Linked DNA regions of Homo sapiens: region 2 is linked to region 1. A link is a loop called in an ENCODE intact Hi-C map of the cell type or tissue named here. Cell type or tissue: PC-3. All regions are shown on one strand. Links, peaks and the distances in the headings refer to the core of each region. The heading gives the core; the rest is flanking DNA. Region 1 has its middle 25 kb from the start of RAPGEF4. Region 2 overlaps ITGA6 (integrin subunit alpha 6).

Evidence for each region. Hi-C counts contacts between places; a loop is a spot of excess contacts. Peaks named below come from ENCODE experiments on the same cell type or tissue, not always from the same donor. Only the 100,000 strongest peaks of a DNase experiment are listed, where the experiment ranks them.
Region 2: it touches region 1 in a loop (3-fold over the local background); 4 of 110 quality-filtered maps call a loop at or near these places.

The regions. Positions count from the first base shown.
Region 1 is chr2:172,709,450-172,712,373 of GRCh38, forward strand. It overlaps a transcript of PDK1 not described here. Among named protein-coding and RNA genes, the nearest start is that of RAPGEF4, 25 kb to the right of the region's middle. In PC-3, for the core only: a CTCF peak has its summit at 1,246 (motif pointing left); a DNase peak (open chromatin) is centred at 1,382; H3K27ac peaks cover 1,630 bases.
Region 2 is chr2:172,503,508-172,506,431 of GRCh38, forward strand. It overlaps ITGA6 (integrin subunit alpha 6), which reads left to right. Exons shown (of 26, transcript NM_000210.4): 26 at 584-2,924. The region is part of intron 1 of PDK1-AS1 (PDK1 and ITGA6 antisense RNA 1); the gene reads right to left. Among named protein-coding and RNA genes, the nearest start is that of ITGA6-AS1, 39 kb to the left of the region's middle. In PC-3, for the core only: no CTCF peak of the experiment used is centred there; no DNase peak of the experiment used is centred there.

The DNA.
Region 1 (2,924 bases), core at 163-2,662:
AGGGAAAAGGAAAGGCAACGCTCATCCCAAATAAGTTTGCTGTCAGTCTTGAAGCTAATTCTTGCTTAATTTCAGCAAACTTTTCATACATTCTTTGTGAGGGTGGATGTGGAAAATACAGGTAGTCCTTGCTCGAATGGTTACATTGTGTATCAATTTCAGTTACCACCATTCAGTTAAATAACAGCAGTCACCCAACGGCACAATTCAAATTTCAGTTACCATGGCATACTAACTGTGAGAAATTGCATAAAGTGCCAACTTTGCTGCTAGCTCTTAGTTCACAAGTCACTATGTAAATAACGGATATGCATCAATGATCAGCAACTGATCACATCACTTCTTCCAGTCTGTTCCTGATGGGTCACGGTGCATCTGTTATTCAATTCAGTGATGGACAGCAATGGTAGTATGGTCTTCTTATCGCTCAGTGATAAACCCACATGACATTTTACAAAAATGAATAACTGAAAAAGACAGTTTGCCAACAAAGACGAAATTGCAGTAAAGAAAAAAAAAGTGATAATACTGCAAATGAAATTTGAAGTGAACATAATGAAGTTATAGAGGAAATCGCTGACCCTGGGAATGTTGACCCTGCTACCACTGGAGAGATTCTGGGTATGCAGCCAGGGGAACTTAGTGCAGGTGAACTCATGACGTAAGTGACGAAAGTGGCTGTGAGGAAATGGATGAAGGTGTGCCAGAGGAAGCGATGCTGGAAAAAACTTTCACGGTAAAGGCACTCTTAGAGATACTTCACCACATCCAAAATGCAAAGGGTAACATGTTGGAAGCTGATCCAAATTCACAAAGGAGTATGACAATCAGCTGAGACATGTGAAAGATGCTTGTTTCCTACCATGAGTTCTGCAACAAGAAGACTGAAAGCATAATTCAAAGTACTCTTAATATATTTTTCACAAAGAAATAAAACACTTTCATTCCAATGTTTCTTATATTTTAAATTACAATGTGCTAAATAACATGCTAGTTTTAGTATTTTTTCATTTCCTTATACATGTATAAGTTTTAATGTTTTGACATTTCCTTATACATATACAAAGTTTTAATGTTTTGACAACAATTATTAAAGGTCAGGAAAGTTATGAAGATTGCTTTGCATGGTTTAGGCATGCACAGTCCTTTTTATGGTCCTGCACTACTGGGCAAAGCAAGGACTGGCTGTAAAGGAAATTAAGAAATTCATGTTTTCCTTCTTTTCTCTATACCAGCCTGCCCTCTGCTGGAGGTGCCAGAGATCAGTGAAATTGTCAGACTGTCAAGCTACAGACAGGTAGTTCTCAACCTTTTATTCTTTTCAGCTCTACCCCTTTGCTGCCACCCTAGAGGAAGCAAAACATTCCCATGCAAAAGCAAGGATGCTCTAATTCTCAGTCGAGTGAGTCATTATATCCACATTGTGGAGAAGGCTCTCATGCCACTAAACAATTACATCACGTAACTAAATTCTCTCAATGTGATTCTGTGCTCTGAGTGTAACCTGATACAAGCCTATTATTGGAAAGCACATTGGAAGTTATTTAGTCCAACTGGTGGCTATGCCAACTTTCACTGCAAAACTAAAATTTTTCCTAGGTTGTAAATGAGAGCTTAGAGAGCATCCTCTTTAAGCCTAGATTGGAATTTTGACTATGCCAAATTTCCCCTGACATTTTCTTCTCTTATTCCATTCCAGCAATTGTCCTCACTGGCTGGACAATTTACTTCTAGAAATGTTTAGCATTAATAGTGACATAAAGATGTCTCTTGTGACCAACAGAAAGAGCCATAGTGTGTCAGTGTGTTTCCAGAACTTTCAGATCTGCTTCCAAACTATTTTAGTTCAGAGATAGTGCATTAATCTCCTCTTCCACTCTGTCCCTACCTTCCACCCTCACAGTTTACATTTCCAAATAAAGTAACAATTCTTTGCCCAGCAGTTTAGTACAAGCAGTTTAGGTCCGCAGGAAATGCTTAATAAATAATGGTTAAATGTGTGAATAAACTAATATATTTCCATTCCTTAATGGAAGCAACCAAAGTTATCACATGGTAATGAGAATAGGAATTTGGATGCAGGCAAATTGTGCATCTATAAATTTATAGAAGGCTGTCAAGACAGCTCTCTATGGCTGGGTACAGTGGCTTACACCTGTAATCCCAGAACTTTGGGAGGCAGAGGCTGGTGAATCCCTTGAGTCCAGGAACTCGAGACCAGTCTGGGCAACATAGTGAAATGCTGTCTCTACATAAAAATTAAAAAATTAGCCAGGCATGGTGGTGCAGGCCTTTCGTCCCAGCTACTCGGGAGGATAAGGTGAGAGGATCACTTGAGCCCGAAAGGTTGAGGCTGCAGTGAGCTGTAATTGTACCATTGCACTCCAGCCAGGGCAACAGAGTGAGAACCTAGCTCAAAAAAAAAAAAAAAAAAAAAAAAAAAAGAGTTCCCTTTGCTCAAAAGGAGAGGAAGAGATTATAGAACATTTAGGAATATGTTCTTATCTGTCTTATATTTTTGTTGTTGTTAAAAGATGTTACATATATATTAGTTACATATATTTACATATATAATGTACATATATTTACGTTTATTTGCATATAGAGTCATATTAAGACTGTTAAGGTTATAGGTTTAAAAGACTAGGTTAGAAACTATTGTCTTAAACCTCTAAGATTCTGAATTGTCTGTTTTGTTAGAACCCATGGGTTTTCAGTTTCCCCTGTAATAAATTGTAACAAATATAAAAAGAACAAGATAAGTGAGTACTTTTATTTCTAACCTGCAATAGTTCACAAGTAATTTAACATATAATGTGGCTTTTACTATTATTGTTGTCATGGGATCCTTAGGTTGTCACTTCACCAGCCAGGAACCTCTGTGGCTGTCGGCACCTTTGCCCGAGTTTTGCTTGGGCCGCTGG
Region 2 (2,924 bases), core at 145-2,644, 210 kb before region 1:
AGCACAATAGCAAATCCAGGCAACATAAATGACCTCCTGGCTAATGAGAGAAGTGATATGTGTACTAGAGCCTCAGAGGAGAGAAAAAGATTATAAAGTTGACCTGTTGGAACACTGGCATATTCAAATAGTAATTTGTAAAATACTTGTGACATGATTTGCATTTTATTAGTGGGAAAGGGGCATGAAATAATCTTTGGTTTATGCCATTTAAAAATTATTCTTAATCTAATCTGATAATCAGATATTTTACATATCATATTGTGATTATTTTTAAATATGGAAGCACTGTTTTCATAAACTCTTAAATTGTTAGTAAAGAGGTAGCCTACATTTGTTATAAAATGTAAAGAGAAGATGAAAATGGACTTTTCTTCCAGTTTTACAGCTGTTCTCTTCCGTTGATCCCCACTGGCTCTTCTTTCATTTCAGCCTCTTGGTTCTTTCTTAAAAGAAAACCATGTCTTTTTCCCCTTAGTCCAGAGGTAGACATAGCTGAACAGAAAGCTTAGACATTCCCATTTAGTGTATTTGCTTCTTTGTGAGATTAATTTGTTTCTCTTTCTCTTTCCCTCTTCTCTAGTGTGGATTCTTTAAACGCTCTAGGTACGATGACAGTGTTCCCCGATACCATGCTGTAAGGATCCGGAAAGAAGAGCGAGAGATCAAAGATGAAAAGTATATTGATAACCTTGAAAAAAAACAGTGGATCACAAAGTGGAACGAAAATGAAAGCTACTCATAGCGGGGGCCTAAAAAAAAAAAGCTTCACAGTACCCAAACTGCTTTTTCCAACTCAGAAATTCAATTTGGATTTAAAAGCCTGCTCAATCCCTGAGGACTGATTTCAGAGTGACTACACACAGTACGAACCTACAGTTTTAACTGTGGATATTGTTACGTAGCCTAAGGCTCCTGTTTTGCACAGCCAAATTTAAAACTGTTGGAATGGATTTTTCTTTAACTGCCGTAATTTAACTTTCTGGGTTGCCTTTATTTTTGGCGTGGCTGACTTACATCATGTGTTGGGGAAGGGCCTGCCCAGTTGCACTCAGGTGACATCCTCCAGATAGTGTAGCTGAGGAGGCACCTACACTCACCTGCACTAACAGAGTGGCCGTCCTAACCTCGGGCCTGCTGCGCAGACGTCCATCACGTTAGCTGTCCCACATCACAAGACTATGCCATTGGGGTAGTTGTGTTTCAACGGAAAGTGCTGTCTTAAACTAAATGTGCAATAGAAGGTGATGTTGCCATCCTACCGTCTTTTCCTGTTTCCTAGCTGTGTGAATACCTGCTCACGTCAAATGCATACAAGTTTCATTCTCCCTTTCACTAAAACACACAGGTGCAACAGACTTGAATGCTAGTTATACTTATTTGTATATGGTATTTATTTTTTCTTTTCTTTACAAACCATTTTGTTATTGACTAACAGGCCAAAGAGTCTCCAGTTTACCCTTCAGGTTGGTTTAATCAATCAGAATTAGAGCATGGGAGGTCATCACTTTGACCTAAATTATTTACTGCAAAAAGAAAATCTTTATAAATGTACCAGAGAGAGTTGTTTTAATAACTTATCTATAAACTATAACCTCTCCTTCATGACAGCCTCCACCCCACAACCCAAAAGGTTTAAGAAATAGAATTATAACTGTAAAGATGTTTATTTCAGGCATTGGATATTTTTTACTTTAGAAGCCTGCATAATGTTTCTGGATTTCATACTGTAACATTCAGGAATTCTTGGAGAAAATGGGTTTATTCACTGAACTCTAGTGCGGTTTACTCACTGCTGCAAATACTGTATATTCAGGACTTGAAAGAAATGGTGAATGCCTATGGTGGATCCAAACTGATCCAGTATAAGACTACTGAATCTGCTACCAAAACAGTTAATCAGTGAGTCGATGTTCTATTTTTTGTTTTGTTTCCTCCCCTATCTGTATTCCCAAAAATTACTTTGGGGCTAATTTAACAAGAACTTTAAATTGTGTTTTAATTGTAAAAATGGCAGGGGGTGGAATTATTACTCTATACATTCAACAGAGACTGAATAGATATGAAAGCTGATTTTTTTTAATTACCATGCTTCACAATGTTAAGTTATATGGGGAGCAACAGCAAACAGGTGCTAATTTGTTTTGGATATAGTATAAGCAGTGTCTGTGTTTTGAAAGAATAGAACACAGTTTGTAGTGCCACTGTTGTTTTGGGGGGGCTTTTTTCTTTTCGGAAATCTTAAACCTTAAGATACTAAGGACGTTGTTTTGGTTGTACTTTGGAATTCTTAGTCACAAAATATATTTTGTTTACAAAAATTTCTGTAAAACAGGTTATAACAGTGTTTAAAGTCTCAGTTTCTTGCTTGGGGAACTTGTGTCCCTAATGTGTTTAGATTGCTAGATTGCTAAGGAGCTGATACTTTGACAGTGTTTTTAGACCTGTGTTACTAAAAAAAAGATGAATGTCCTGAAAAGGGTGTTGGGAGGGTGGTTCAACAAAGAAACAAAGATGTTATGGTGTTTAGATTTATGGTTGTTAAAAATGTCATCTCAAGTCAAGTCACTGGTCTGTTTGCATTTGATACATTTTTGTACTAACTAGCATTGTAAAATTATTTCATGATTAGAAATTACCTGTGGATATTTGTATAAAAGTGTGAAATAAATTTTTTATAAAAGTGTTCATTGTTTCGTAACACAGCATTGTATATGTGAAGCAAACTCTAAAATTATAAATGACAACCTGAATTATCTATTTCATCAAACCAAAGTTCAGTGTTTTTATTTTTGGTGTCTCATGTAATCTCAGATCAGCCAAAGATACTAGTGCCAAAGCAATGGGATTCGGGGTTTTTTTCTGTTTTCGCTCTATGTAGGTGATCCTCAAGTCTTTCATTTTCCTTCTTTATGATTAAAAGA